Linked DNA regions of Mus musculus: region 2 is linked to region 1. The links are chromatin loops, found by intact Hi-C in ENCODE. Cell type or tissue: left cerebral cortex. All regions are shown on one strand.

The links. Hi-C counts contacts between places; a loop is a spot of excess contacts. Peaks named below come from ENCODE experiments on the same cell type or tissue, not always from the same donor. Only the 100,000 strongest peaks of a DNase experiment are listed, where the experiment ranks them.
Region 2: a loop joins it to region 1, with 2.0 times the contacts of the local background. A loop is called at or near these places in 2 of 42 quality-filtered maps.

The regions. Positions count from the first base shown.
Region 1 is chr3:129,200,227-129,208,226 of GRCm38, reverse strand. It overlaps Pitx2 (paired-like homeodomain transcription factor 2), which reads right to left. Exons shown (of 5, transcript NM_011098.4): 2 at 4,235-4,290; 3 at 3,650-3,787. The coding sequence starts at 4,280. Among named protein-coding and RNA genes, the nearest start is that of Pitx2, 4.3 kb to the right of the region's middle. In left cerebral cortex, a CTCF peak has its summit at 3,341; DNase peaks (open chromatin) are centred at 3,365 and 7,863.
Region 2 is chr3:128,507,285-128,515,284 of GRCm38, reverse strand. No RefSeq gene overlaps it. Among named protein-coding and RNA genes, the nearest start is that of Gm52639, 140 kb to the right of the region's middle. In left cerebral cortex, no CTCF peak of the experiment used is centred here; DNase peaks (open chromatin) are centred at 2,922 and 3,112.

The DNA of each region.
Region 1 (8,000 bases):
AGCCGTGCCTTTTGTCTTCTAACTTGGGCTGTTGTCTTTTGCCTATCTTGGATTACAGGGTATTCGCCTAGATGAAGAGCCATTAATTACCCATTCAGTCAATATTAGGAAGACGACAAAGCTTTTTACATAGGATTAAGAAGACATCAGATTGTTCCATTAGTATATTCCTGCTCACGAATAAGCTTTCGTTATACATTTCCTTTTCCCCGGAGTCGCTCTAACAACTGCTGCATATATTAACAGCAGTCTGTGCGGAGTAACCGCCTAAGCAGCCTAAAGAAACTTTGAGTGAGAATGGAACGGGTTGGGAGAGTCGCCACCTGCAAAGAATGCTTGCCACCGACCTTCAGGGACTGACTACCTGGACATCTGGTACAATTTCCCACTGGGGTGGGGGTGGTTGGAAACCACAGGAAGAGAGGAGGCTTCTGCCAAGAAAACTGCAGGTTTAATGGCGGAGGTGGTGTCCAGTGGGGAAAAGAAAATAGATAACTGTCACCACCCAGTTCTCCTGTCTCTTTGCCTTTGCAAGCTTCAGATCTCCTCCAGCTAGCACCTGCACCTTGCCTTCCAGTTACATCCAAGATCGCTCCACTTTCCCCCACAACCTTCTTCCTCAGGGCTCAGATCCCTCCTCCAGACACCACCATTTTGCCTTTTGCTCCAGAAGGTTTGAATGTTAGAAGGCCTCCGCTTTAAGCGGCTTCATAATGGAAACCAGATCGTTTTGCTTTTGTGGGTAGAATAGGAGTTCACATCGTTCGAGTTTCGCCAACATTTGCTGATTAAGTGAATGGGAGCCCAAGAGGAAAACAGGGCCTTAGCGAGGGCCAGAGTTTACTCGCGTTCTCCGAAGGCGATTAAGCTGCGACCCCCAACCCCCGAGGGAGAAGGGATGTTTAGGGACCCAGAGTGTCGGGAGGGACCTAGGAGTTTTCTTCTGAGGCGGGGAAAATCTAGGACTTGGGGCAATCAGAATACTTTCAGCCCAGCCAGTCTCTCAAAGCTTTTTAAAAATTAATGGCATGGCTGGGGGTAGGGAAAGCGGGCGAAGTACTGGGCGCCTGTCGCAGGGCAAACCGGACAGACTTTGAGGCCAAGCCCGGCAGTGCTGTGGGCTTTATGCCCTACTCTATAGCAACGGCGCCCAAACATTCTGCACTCTCTTCTCTTCCTGAAGGTCAAGACCATTTGAGAGTTCCTAAAAACGTAGCCATACGTGAAGTCTTTAGCTGGACTTTGCTCCTTTCTATAGGACTGGCCAAAATGCCTCCCTCCAAGTGCCAGGCCTGGAGGCTCGATTAACTCTCTCAGCCCCTACACTGCCTCCAGTTTCAAGTTTTGAGCTTAGTGGTGGTATATGGAGCCCGCCTTAGCCCGAATACGGATCTGGGGAGTCTCCCTTAGAGAGTCTGCATCTGAGGCTATTTGAGGAAGAAGAGGTGGGCGCCGTCACGGGAGTGTACTGGCTTCATCTTTTTCACTACATGATATTTAAAAACATGCATTTTTTAAAGTATAGGAAACCTTAAAAGTACAAAAACTAAATTCAAGTCAGAAGTTTGTATAGTCTATAAATTATTTTCTGTAATCTCCAAAAGGTACTTAACTCTGGTGATCTTCCCGCAGTGATTAGAGGTTTTACCTTACTGGTGCATATTATTATTATTATTATTATTATTATTATTATTATTATTATTATTATTGTTATCATCATCGTCATCATCATCATCATCGTCATCATCATCATTTTGATTTATCAGTACACACACACACACACACACACACACACACACACACACACCACAAACCAGCTAAAACCCAAGGTTTTCAGTATCTTGTCCCACTACATGCCTTTTTAAAATGAATGCTATTAAACACATTTGGACAGCTTTTTAAAACTTAAGTCCAAAAGATAGAAAAACAGACATTTTTGGCAATATAGGGGGAGAACCTTTCATACACTCTTTAAAATAATCCGTCCTTCAAGTAAACGCCACAATTCTTCATATTCATATTCATATTCATATTCGCTCTCTCTCTCTCCCCACCATTTTCTTTTTCCTTTCTTTCTCCTATTATTAAAAGCGAATGCCAGGACACTTGACAGCGGGGACTAAACTCTGTAGGCTCTCAGACACATCCTGCCTACCTACAAGGACATCATCCCACTGCAGACTCCTTGACGGGGTCTGCGTCTATTAGCCCCAAAGCAGGCCACCTAGCCTCAGAAACAATTCTTTGGGTCAACGAAATCAGGGTTAGAGGTGGGGTCGAGTTCTAGGGTCACAAGCCACAGGATGTAACTTGCCCTCCGCTGGGCGGCGGCTGCCCCCCCACCCCCACCCCTGGGCCTAGGCCGGGCTTGCACAAAGCCTTCTCCCTGGGATTCATCGCTACTCTTGATTTTTAACCATATCCCAAACATTCTCCGGTCTAATAATTTATTTTTACGACCGATTATCAAACAGAAGAAGAATTTAACACAATCTTAATGACAGAAATCAACCGACATTATCTCTGCATTGCCCCCATTTAACCCCTTGGGGTTAATCCCGGACAAGTGAGCATTTAACTGACCCAGCAGGAGGACTCAGGATGGGAAAGCTGCAGGTTGCTTTAAGCGTTTTTGATTCAACAAATGCTGCTTTCTGCTCAGATACCCGCAGAAAGTCTTTTTTTCCTTAGTAATACTTTTTATTTACTTGACTGCAGTTCCAAATTACCCCCTCTGGCAATATTATATTTGTGTAGGGGTTGGGGTCGAGGGCTGTGGGGAGTTTTATCTCCTCACACAATCAAAGGTCAACAACCTCCTAAGGTCCGGCACTTACTTATTTTGAAGCTGGGAAAACCCGGAGACTAGAAAAAAATATGTAAATTAGAATTCTACACCTATTCCAAATGAAGGCCCCTCCATCTCTTATACACACACATACATTATCTAAGGATGAGTTTGTATTTCTCCAGGGCCTTTGCTGTGCGTGAGAGACATTTTCACCTTTTGCACAAGCCTATGGACTGGTCTAGGGTGAAATCAAACAACGAAGAAACTACATTATTCAAGCCCAAGGCCTAACAGCTAACACAGCAGCAGGGGCTCTTCAACAGGAGCACCCAATCGCTGCGGCCCTCATGTGCTGTGCATCGTTCTGTCTCCTGCTCTTTAGGGCTGTGGTCCAAACCCAGACCCTTCAAAGCGAGCCTTCAGCACGACTTTCCAGCGTTCGCCTGGCGCGATAAACTGCACCCAGCCGCCTGGGCGAGGCTTGGCTGTGAGCTTCAGGGACCGGGTGGGCCCTGATGGTGCAACGTGCAGTGGGACCAGGAGAGCGACAGAGGTCGCTGTTGGACCACTTTGCACACCAGAAGCAGCGGCCGTAGTAGGCTGGGGCGTGCGCAGGGGATCAGACCACAGGGAGAGAGAAAAGGGAGAGGTGTTGGGTCTCAGGAGTGCAGTATAATTTGTGGAAAGGAATTAAAGTCCCTGGGACGGCTGCTTCGCGCTCTACCCAGAGGCCAATAGTCTAAGTTCTGCAGCAGGGGACACCGGCTTTGGCAGCTTCGCCCGCCCGTGCTTCACCGGCAGCCCGGAGTCCCGGAGGCAGGAGCCCGGCGCGCGGCCTGCGCTTCCCTCCCCCCTTACCATTGGCGCCGGGGTGCTGCCGCGGGAACAGCTTGCTGCTGGCCGACTCTTTCCGGCTCTTGGGAGAGTCCGTGAACTCGACCTTTTTGATTTCGGAGTCTTTGGAGAAGAGACATTCAACGGCTGCCGGCTGCACGCCTGGGCCGTTAGTGCGCCCGCCCCACGTGCGGTGGCAGCGGATGCCAAAGGGCGGAGGGAAGGAGCCCCGGACCAGGGTTAGGGGGCGAGGCGGGACGGAGGGGGAAGAGGGACAGAGAGCAAAGAGCCCGTTAGAGGAAGGACAGACCACACTCCCAGCCCTCCGGCCCCTTGGCAACCCAGTGAGGGCAGTGATCTGTCCCTGGGCCACCCGACGGGAAGCTTAGAGGAGTGTCAGAGCAGTCCTTGCTAGTTCGCCTGAGCCCAAACCTCCCCGAAAGGGCAAGGCCACGGCTGTACTAGTTTGATTTCCTTTTCGCCTAACCCCCCCCTGGAGAAAGTTCCAGTTGCTGGGGGCCTCGCTGTCGAGCCGGAGCCTTCTCCTCTCTCTCAAGACGCAGCCTGACTCCCTTCTAGGGACCCGGGCAGGAGAAGTGAGCTTCTTACCTAATTGCACGCAGGCCGACACTAGTTTGCGACAATTGGTCTCCATTCCCGGTTATCTGCAAAACAGAAGAGAAGTGGGACTTTGAGAAGTGGCAGCTGTAGGGAGTTGGAGGCTCAAAGGCAGCTAGCTACTTGCGCGGAGGTCAGGATCGACTCTAGGTGTGAAGTGTGCTGCTAGGTGCTGGGGGATTCAGGCACGCCTCTCGGGCCGGAGAGCCCCACGGAGTCCAGCAACGTCTTCCGGGCTCTAAATCCAGGACTCCCACCGAGATGTTTACCTGGAGGAATTAAGTCCCCAGTTGAAGGGGAAAGGGCCCAGAGGTTAGGAGGCCAGTGAACCCACAAGCTTCTGGAGAAGCTGCGGGGACTACGTTCAAGGGCGCCTAGGCCGAGGAGCCACCTTAAGCTGATACACGATTTGGGGGTGGAGAGAATGGACTTCTCTTTGGAAAGATCGCCATTCAATACGGTGTCAGTCAATTTGAGCTCAGCAAACATTTGCAGAAGGCCAGAAACAGCATGCCGGGTCGCACAAAGCAACTTTCCCTCCGCTTTTCTGTTATTCTGAAAGGGAGGGAACTCTCGGCCAAGGGTGCTCCAGGAGCGAGCTGAGTTAGGGCCGCTCATCCACCAGGAGCCGCGTTTCCATATTTAGCCATACTTTTCCCTGGAGATACTCATCCAGCCATTTATTTACCCTAAAGTATGATTTAAGATCGTAGAGCCGAGTTACACGACGGGCTGGAGCGAGACAGGAGACCCGGGCAAGCGTTTCTGGAGGGGCCGCCAAGCCCAAACAGCACCGAGGAGGCTGCTCCTCCAGTTTCGGCCTTTGCCGTCCCAGGCAAGCTAGATCCTTTTCAAATTTCCAACCGCAACTCAGACAGCCAAGCTTTTGACGCGGCCCCTTTTCTTTGCCACAGGCAAACCGGGAGAGGTGGGTGGCGGAGGGCTAGATGGAATGGTTGCTTTCAAGACAAGAAAGGGAAGAAGGGATTCTCAGGCCCCCTGAATCTTGGCTCCTGACTCTTGCTAACAGGGTATGCCTGCGATCGGAGGATCCTTTTCTCTTAGAGACCAGGGCTGGAGGTGAGAGCGGGCATTGCCAGGCCAGTGGGCCGAGTTTTGGCCTCAGGAGCATTTTCACGCGCTCCTCAGTCTCTTCTGGAGCAATCCAAGCTCCAGGGGACTCTGGCCAAGGTCGTGCTGCCTGGAGGAGGGGCCGCCTGGTGTGGTGGCCTGGGGATCCAAGACTGGGGAGCCACAAGCAGGTCCCCCCTCCCCCAGCTAATGAGACCCGGGTAGGGATTCTGCCGATCCTTGTGGACCCGTGGGCCCAGAAGTAGCAGTTTGGCGGCTCCAGATTTAGCGATTCTGCAGTAAAATCACAGGATTAGTGTCTGATTGAGATGTCTGTTCGGGAGATATTACAAAATTCATTATCACAGCTTTCTACTAACTCGATATGAAGTAACACAGATGGGATTTTATTAGTCCAGACTCCAAATGTTTACTTATGATAATTTCGGGGGAAATTTGCATGGCATCATCATTTCGATAATCTTTTTTTTTTTTATATGTCTGAACTGGCTGCATTATTAGCCGGTAGCCCCAACATTGCAGATGGCTACTGCAAATAGTTTTATTTATTTATTTATTTTCAAGGACTGAAATATACAGAAGAGAAAGACCTGACCTGTAAAGTCAGTTGCTACACATTTCCTCCCACCCCCATCCCCCCACGCTTTGGTGCTGAAGACCAATCAAAGCAGTAAGAAGCAACGCTTCAAGACCCCGTAGGTTTCGGCCCAAGGAGTGAAAAGATCAAGACGTGTTCCTTAGCTCCTTGCTACACGTCCTTGTGACTTTGAGATGTATTTTATTTCGCAGTAATGTGAATCCTGAGACTTTATGCTCCATAGAACGACCAGGCCTAATAAATGGGTCCAGTCTAACTAACTGAGGAAGATTTTTTTCTTTAAAGAGAGACCTTCAAGTCTTATCTGATGATACTTAAACTTGTCCTATCAAGGTGGCTAACGTGTGACAGACAAATTTCACTGCCAGATTACAACACTGGTTTTGATGGCTAATCTCAACATTTTAGATAGGAGACGTTTCCTGATTAGAAGTTATTCTCATGCCAAAAGTTCCCATCCTGGTTGGAATGTATATACCAAGCAATCTGGTTTGGGTCAGCTTCCATTCCATATTGTGTTAATGAAGCACTATCCAGCAATTAGCATGCACAGTGCCACTCCGGCCAGGCAGATAGGCAAGCCCTAAGAAACAGAGCAGTTTGTTTCAAAAATGATTTCTGCCCAAGCAGTACAAGGATGGAATTGTAGAAGAAGCTACGAGTTCTAATCAGTCCAAGAAAACACAAAAAACAAAAAACAAAAAAACAAAAATTCTTTCCCATTTCACCCTTTTCATTTCCTTTCTTATCCCACAGCAGAACCATTCATGGAAAGCTGAAAAATAAAAAGCATGAGGCCATATGTTTTAAATGAACTAAATTGGTGTGATTAGCCAGCAAATTAATTTGCAGTGGGTAATCATTTAAGGAAATTAAGATACCACTTTAGCACAGCCCCGTGCTTCACCATGAGCAAGCTTTCTTTAAAGCTCTGTGGAATGTGTGCTTCTGGAGCTTTGGAGCTACAGTGCTCAGCTTACAGGACAAAGCAGGGCAGTAACTTAGGCGTAGTTTTGCTGAGGCAAAGCAAAACATTCCATAAGTGAAGTAGCTACTTTGTTTTGAAACTAAACTTTGATTATTGGAATACTGTGCTCATTTTCAACGCCCCCCAAACAACAACAACAACAACAACAACAACAACAACAACAAGTCCTCAATTCACTTCAGTAACAATCTTTGTTTCTGTGAAATTATTGGTTTTAGGTGGAGTCTCCTCTAAATGATACTGCATGAGAATAAAATATCTTTAATTGTAACTAATGGTCTGAAAAGGATGCAGAGATCTCTTAAAAATCAAATTACTTGTTCGTTAAATCGTTTAGAATGTATGAATGCATATTATTGTAATTCATAATAGTAAAAGACTCTCTCCCCATTTTAATTTACCTCAAAAAAATACGGTAGTCCTACAAAATAGAATAAAAACAAAAATATCCCAGCCTCCTAGGATAGTTTGATTTCTAAATTGTTTAGGGAAGGTGATTTAATTGGAATAAAAGGACTGTATTTCGCTGGTTTGGAATCGCATGTTTTTACTTAGTTACCAGTTGCAAAATAGTGGCCTCTCCGCATCCGTTTAAAATGCATCTCCCTCAGTACAAGATTGGAGTTGACTGATGATCAATTTAAAGGATTTATAATCCGAAGTAATTGTGCGGGTTGGCATCTAGGCCTGGCTCTCAGGTAATTCGCTTGGGCCTGAGAGGTCACTAACCGCCGGTTAAGATGGAATCTCCTTTTTTTTCCAATGGGTAATGATGGGAAGGGGCTAATCTATTCCAGTAGCTGAAACTTTGTAGCTGGCCCTTTATCTTGACTGGGCTAATCCTCAGCTGGAGGATTTCTCCCTACCCTGTTGGCATCGAAATTTCAGGGAAGATGCCTCGTTTTAACTGCCAGCCATGCCTGGCTTCCAGTCGACTTCAACGCCGGGTAGGACTGTTCTAGTGTCTGCGATTGAGGGCGAACGGAACAGGGGCTCTGTAAGATCTGTTTGCCAACTGCGCTGAATCTGGAGAAACAAGCCCGGCGAGCCACAAATCATACACGGCGGAGGTTCTCCAG
Region 2 (8,000 bases), 690 kb after region 1:
GTCTAAAAGAAGCTCAGGGAAGGACAAAAATGGAGCAGAGACTGAAGGAATGGCCAACCAATAACTGGTCTAACTTGAGACCCATCTCCAGGGCAAGCAACAACCCCTAACACTATTAATGATACTCAACTATGGTTGCAGACAGGAGCCTAGCATAACTGTCCTCTGAGAGCAGGACAGTCGGGAAGTTTACTGAAACAGATGCAGAGGTTCACAGCCAAACACTGGATGGAACTCTGGAGTCTTATGCAAGAGGTAGGGGAAAGATTGAGAGCCCAGGAACAAGGGATAATGATTGTGCAGGAAGACCAACAGAATGAACTAACCTGGAACCATGGAGGCTCTCAGAGACTGGATCACTAACCAAAAAACATACACAGGCTGGACCTAGGTCTCCTGCACATATGTAGCAGATGTGCAGCTCAGTACTCATGTGGGGCCCCAACAACTGGAGCAGGGGTTGTCCCTAAAGCTGTTGCCTGTCTGTGGATCGTTTTTCCTTAACTGGTTGTCTTGTCTGGCCTCAGTGGTAAAGGAGTACCTAACCCTGCAGAGACTTGATATGCCAGGTGGAGAGATACTCCGGGAGGGATTCAACCAACTTAGAGGAGAAGGAAAGGAATGGAGGGACTCTGTGAGGGGGAACCAGAAGAAAGTGGAGCAGTGACCAGATGTTAAATAAATAAATAGGGAAAAAGTTATATTAAAAACAATAATGGATTGTGTTGTAGAGGTAGATGTGATATAACAGGGAACATAGAGAAATGTGTTGGTTATGAAATTAAAATGTTCTTTTTTTTTTTGAAAAGTAAAGAAAAGATACATGCAGCGATAACAGTAACATCATTTTACCAGAAACGCATTCCAAAGACAATGAAGTCATTCCTTCCGTAGGAGCATTAACTGACTCCTAAAGAGGTATAACAGCTAGCCACCTGCTTACGCTGTACAATATGGGTTCAATTACTAGCACCTGCACCAGGGAGAACATTTTCAAACTGTTCTGATAAACAGTTGGGAATTCCTGAGAACAAATGCATAGGGGGTGCATTAAAACTTCAAACTTCATCAGTCCTACTATACAGACTTATACACATATATTACATTATATGTGCATATAAATATATACACAAATGTGTATGTATATGTACACATCTATAATATGGGAGTATATTATAAAGAAATAACATAAAATTATTTTCTTTTAATATATATAGATTTTTTTTATTTTATAGACTACCATTTTATAGACTACCATTGCTGAGTCTGTGTGATAAGATGTCTCTGATGTATGTTCTTGTATTTTTCTTATACATTATGAAATGTTCCTAAAGTGTGTATGTATTGTTTTATGGGATGACTTATTGTATGAGAATTAATTAATTAATTAATTAATTAATTACAATCCAGCTGTTGCCCCTCCTCCCAGCCTCCCCTCCCACACTTCCTCACCACATTCCTCCTTCTCCTTGTCCCTGAGAGGATGACACCCCCAACACCAGGGCTCCCCCCCTCACTGGGGCCTCAAGTCTCCCAATGAGGCCAAACCAGGCAATCTTCTGCTTTATATATGGCAGGGGCCTTGTACCAGAAAACTATTTTGAAACATCATCAACACCTAAGTCTAGGATTTTATTAAATTTAGTAGCAGTTCTCAACATAGGTAAAATATTTCTAATATTTTAGGACCTCTTCAAAGCCTGGTTTAAATTTTCCAAGGCCATACATGTTTAAATCCTTATTCAAAATACATCTGCTGACCCAGCTACAAAATTTTGCATTTTCTAGTATTGTTAATTTTCAACTACATGATGATTATAATATCGTGTAGATTCCTCCATCTCTACGCCACCCCTGTCTACAGGGATTACTAGATGGTCTTGGCCTTAATGGATATATTAAGTGGTGTATACCAAACTATCAACTACTGACATATATGTGGATTTATAGATATCTTCAGGTTCTTCAAGCTAAAAATCACAACACATCTTGTACATCTTTTAATATTTGTTCCCTAGACTCTCTCTCTCTCTCTCTCTCTCTCTCTCTCTCTCTCTCACACACACACACACAGAGAGAGAGAGAGACAGACAGACAGACAGACACTTAATTGGGTCATGACCTCTAAGTTTTTAATTCTTGAATCCAAATCACCTCTTTGTATATTTTCTATTCAATTTATGCATTTTTAACTAATGGCCTGAATTCTCTAATCAATTTGCAAATGCCCTCAAACATACTCCGTATATAATCTGTACACTAAGAACAAAACTTTTCAAATAGACATCTCAAAGAATTTGAAAACAAATCTTCACTGCATGTGAAAATTTGACTTGGCACTTTGTATTCATTCTTTACTTTTTGATAATGTTAAAATAAATACTAAATTTACTAAGTGTTCAATCTCATGAAAGGTCTTTGAAGTCAGGCTGAGAGTTAACTGTTTATGGGTAACAGAAAATGCTGGTGAGCTATGTTGGAAACAACAAATATTTTTATTCTCTGACATCAGAATACATTAAAATATACAGTGCTCTACCCTGTAGACAGCCAGAAAAGTGTTACACTATTTATTCTGATGAAAAGTTCCAGACTTCAAAACACAGCGTTATTTTCGGGGTTTATTTTAAAATGCATTTAGTGAGAAGATCTATAGAACATCTTACATATTTCACGGAGCCAGCACCATGAGATCATCGGCAGAGGCAGAAGTGAAAAGTATTGTTGTGGGACAGCCTTGTGGGACAGCAAAGCCTGATGTTAAAGTGCTGTGTCTTCTCGTGTCTGTCAACGCTTCTCTACCACTTATGCATGGCATTGAGTGGAAGAGTCTGATTCCAATATTTATACAAGTTTTGTGGACAAGGTATTTTTGCTTCTCAGTATGCAATATCAAAAATAAGTCTATCATGACTGGGTGGCCACTGTGGAGATAGTTTCAAGCATATAAAATATAAAAAGCATGCATGAAATATGCTGGTATATTAAATTAACATCTTGCAAAAACCCTGCTCCAAAACCCAGATACTTCTATTGCTTTTGACAGACTGTAGGCGGTAAAGTTTTAACTTTAAAGAAGTGGCTTTCTGTTTCTGTTTTCAAGTTAAAAATAATGAAAGGAAAACACACGGAAATTCCCACATTATTAAATAAAACATTTAAGTGGCCAAGCGCCAATCATTGTCACGCCATGAACAAATGCCTTACGGTAATATGTTCCATAGCTGTTTGCTAAAAACTACCAATTTTAACACATTTGCACATGATTAGACTCCATAAAAAGCTGCTTATTGAAGCCAGTGTCATAACACACTGCTACTCACGCCTAAGGGGAGGGAAGCTTCAATGTAAACCTGCACCGAAAGGTGGTGTGAAATAAGTTCCGCGTTGTAAAAACAGATCCTAAGTAGATTTGCCAAATAGCTGAGTCTGCTCTCGTGGTCACAAGTTCAGGACATTATCATTCAGGGCTCTGACGCTCTATGAAAGGGCAATGAAAACCTCCTCTAAGCAATTAAAACACGCAAGGATGGATGCTCAAATAAAACTTTAAAATCTGTTTTGAGTCTCAAAATCTCTGTATTTGGAAAACAAATGCTTTATGAAAAGAGAGCTTGAGTTTGGAAAGGCGAAGTCTTCTAGAAAATAAAGCAAATGCTGGCACACTAAGAGACTAAGCAGAAAATGCTCTTGGGTTTTACCTGATTAAAATGATGGCATCATTTAGAAAAGGGAATGGGAGAAGAGGCCCTTGGTTCCCTAAAGGCTCGATGCCCCAGTGTAGGAGAATGTGAGGATGGGGAGGTGGGAGTGGGTAGGTGGTTAGGGGCACACCCTTGTAGAAGCAGGAGGAGGGGGGATGGCATAGGGGTTTCTGGGCGGTGGGATTGGGAATGGGGATAACATTTGAAATGTAAATAAATAAAATATCCAATTAAAAAAAAAGAAAAAACAAGCATTTACTGTGCCTAAATGGTATCTTGAAAGAAATTCGACTTACTTTCTCTTTTCTTTTCCTATCTATCTATCTATCTATCTATCTATCTATCTATCTATCTATCTATCTAGTTAGTTAGTTAATTTATATGTTCACTTTACAGCCAGATAAAAAACCTCTCCTTCTGGCCCCCACTTCACACAGCCCCACACCCATAGTCTCCTTACATTCTCCTCTGAGAAAGGAGAAATTGATTTATTTTTCAATGAAGTATTTGCTCTTTGTCCCCAAGCTCCGAAATCTATTTTACAGACTTCTCATTTGACAGCAAAATGGACAAAGCCCTAAGTATTTTCCTATATTATATCATATTATTTACAATTTTCTTTAGAAACATCTATGCATTTGATCAGAATTTTTTATCTTGTTCTCACTGAGACCGTCATGTAATGTATAAGATCCAACCTGGACTACTGTTTAAATTCTTAAACAATACAGAACACAAAACCATGTACAAGCCTTGAAGATGTATATAAGGGCAATACATGGTATCTGTATGTGAAAATATTAACAAATTAGTATTAAAATAAAACTAAATAATAGAAGATCACACAGTGGTCCCTTCTGTATAGATTGCTAACCCATAACAATATATCCATCACATGTAAGTCCAAAATGTAGAGAAGCCTTCTAAGTCAATTAGCACAAATTGTCTCATTTAACCCTACATGTGAAATATTGTTTCAAAATGCACTCAATATAAAACTAAATGATGTAGTTTACACCCAGTTTCTCACTATTTTCAATAAACAGTCTGTAATGTATATTCACAATACTTATAATTTTGCTATAGAGCCGTGTGTCTCAATCTTCCAAAAGCTGCAGCTCTTTAATACTCTTCTTCAAGTTGTGGTGAGCCCCAGACATGAAATGATTTCATTGCTACTGCATATCTGTATATTTGTTGCTATTATGAATCATAATAAATCTAATAAACAAGATATGTTATGTGACACCCAAGGGGTCACAACCCACAGATTGAGAGCCCCTGCTCTACATACCAGTGAGCAAAGAGGGAATATCTGATGAATCGCTACATTGGAAGGATGAGGGAGGGTCATGAGTTCACTTCCAGCCTTTCTCCACACTGAGACCTTGGTTATTTTTGTTTGTTTGCTTGTTTGTTTGTTTGTTTGTTTTCTAAATGTTGTCACTGTTTAGTATCTGTATACATCTTTTCAACAAAGGCTGAAAAAGTGGATAGCTATTCTCTTGATCGATAACGAGCGTTTCATATGTGACTCATCACACTGATATATCTAGCATGTTAATGTTTTATTATGGATGAGCACTTAGACATTTAAAACATCCCCTTTTAGCACCATGGGAATGATTACATGGTTCACTTCTTTATTTTGTTTGTTGATGGAGTTGGTTAATTTCAAATGATGTATTTCTCAAACAACCTAATTTAAACAGGATGTTCTTTTTTAAATTTTTTTATCAGTATTTATTCAGTGAACACAGATGGGTTTCATATGGTCAATTTCTATCAAGTATATAATTTTATACTCTCTTAACCTCCTCTTTCTCCCTGATTCTCCGACCTCTCATGTTACTCTCCTTCTCCAGGACTTCTGCTTCCATGCCAAGTGTGCAACTGTGTGCATGCATGTGTGTGTGCCAAGTGTGCAACTGTGTGCATGCATGTGTGTGTGCGTGTGCGTGTGTATGTGGACACAGTTTCATGTATTATAAAATTTTGGATCCTTAAGTGACAGAACACAAGAATAAGAAATACTTATATTTCTCCATCCAGCTTCCTTAGCTTAATATGAGGGCCTCCGGTTACATCTATTTTCCAAAAAAAGACACAACTTTACTTTTATTTATGAATATATAATATATTTGCACATATTCATTCCACAGCAGAGTATCAAAAATGCTGAGGCTATAATTACTATTCATGTTCTTTTTTCTATAGTTCTCCGTAAAACCATTGATACACTATGTAAACGTTGAGCCACTCTGTCTTAAGACATTCCCTTTTTTACTTCCACTAGGTATTATTGTAAAGCTACACTTCAAATGTTATCCTCACTGGGTAAATACTTTGCTAAGTTTTCTGTATAAGAGCAATGGCATTTGATATGGTTAGAGCTTCAACACTAGAAAACTAATGTCTAAGAGTGAATTTTCTATTTATTAATGAGGTTGGTGGTTACATTTGTAAGTCATATAGTATTTTTTCTAGTAATTATCGGTACATTTTATTCATTTTAAAAAAAAAATATGTCATGCAAATTTTCCAATTGTATGTATATACGGATCACTTATAGATTGTATCTTGACTCTGGCTTCTATGGAGCAAGAACTACCACCCCTATTGATAAGTTTATGTTTTCATTTGAGCTGAAGTTATCTTTGAACTCACAATCTTCAACTTCTGGGTCCTGGTAATGTTGGTGGGTAACATTACAGATAAAAAACTTGACTACCAATTTAGCTTATGAATTTTCTCTAAAAGTATGGTTTTAGCCATAAAGGACAAGTTCTCAATATTATGAGAATACTCTATGAGTACACTTAACATTACACACACACACAAAATCTTTTTTATGGCCAAGAGCCAACTCACTGCTCTTGTGAAGGGCTCAGGTTTGGTTCCCAGCACCCACAGTGCCCCTTACAACTGCCTGCAATTTCAACTCTATAGTGAATCTGACATGCTTTTCTGACCTCCACAGGCTCCTGCCCACACGTGGTACATGTAAGTCCATTGGAGGCAGAAACATATGCACATACATTTTAAAAAGAAAGAAATATTCCCATGAAGGGCATTTGAGAGTGTGGAAGGGAATCAGCAGGAAATAAATGTAGGTGCATACAAAGAGGGGTGAGAGAGATGACTAAACAAGGACTCTTACACCCGTTCTCGCGACCGGCCAGGAAAGACGCAGCAAACCGGAATCTTCTGCGGCAAAGCTTTATTGCTTACATCTTCAGGAGCCAGAGAGCAAGAGAGCAAGAGGGAGGGCAAGAGCGCAAGAGCGCAAGAGCGCAAGAGCTTTATTGCTTACATCTTCAGGAGCAAGAAGCAAGAGCCAGAGCAAGAGCAAGAGAGAGAATGGCGAAACCCCGTCCCTTTTAAGGAGAATTATTCTCCGCCTAGGACGTATTACTCCCTGATTGGCTGCAGCCCATCGGCCGAGTTGTCGTCATGGGGAAGGCAGAGCACATGGGGTGGAGAACTACCCTTGGCACATGCGCAGATTATTTGTTTACCACTTAGAACACAGGATGTCAGCGCCATCTTGCAACGGCGAATGTGAGGGCGGCTTCCTACAAAGGACTAAATATTAAAATGCCATATTGAAGCTCATTGCTGTGTAGACTAATTAAATAATCTAATAAAAAGAAAACTCCTCTAAATAATGGTTCCACCTATCATTTTTCTTTGTAAATATTTTAAAACTGTAGATTTGTTTAAGTTTTTGTTTTTCTTTTGTTTTAGGTTTTAGTTTTGAAATGTTACTTGGAAATCTGTCTTACCCACCTGCCCCAGTGTACCAAGGGGTATCTATCTTCCCAGTGATGCGAAGCCTTAGGTTGGTGCACTAAATCTGTTTGCTGAACAGTGTGTCCCTTTTATTTAATTCTTCAAAAGGAAACTAGAAAATAAGCATCCAGTGGAATAACACCTCAATAAAATAAGTACACTGTTTTTATGTCGCGTCACTAAGTAATTTCCTTGGGTGAGTTTGGGTATTTCAGGGCTCAATTGAAAAGACGATTGCAGTGTTACCATGAAAAAAAAAAAGTGAAATGCTTTTACATTTTGTCTTTGAATGAACTATGATAAGCAGTTTGATTGTGAAAATAATTCCATTTGTATTGTTTTCTTATTGCACTTTCTTATTGTACACCAGCTACAGATCTGCATCTGTATTTCTCCAAGGTGCCTGGCAGGAGTGAAATTCTAACACTTATGTTGGATGGTGGACATGCAAGTGTTTTAGTTGTCTTCTCTGTATGGATTTTAAGTATCTCAGTGTCAGAACTG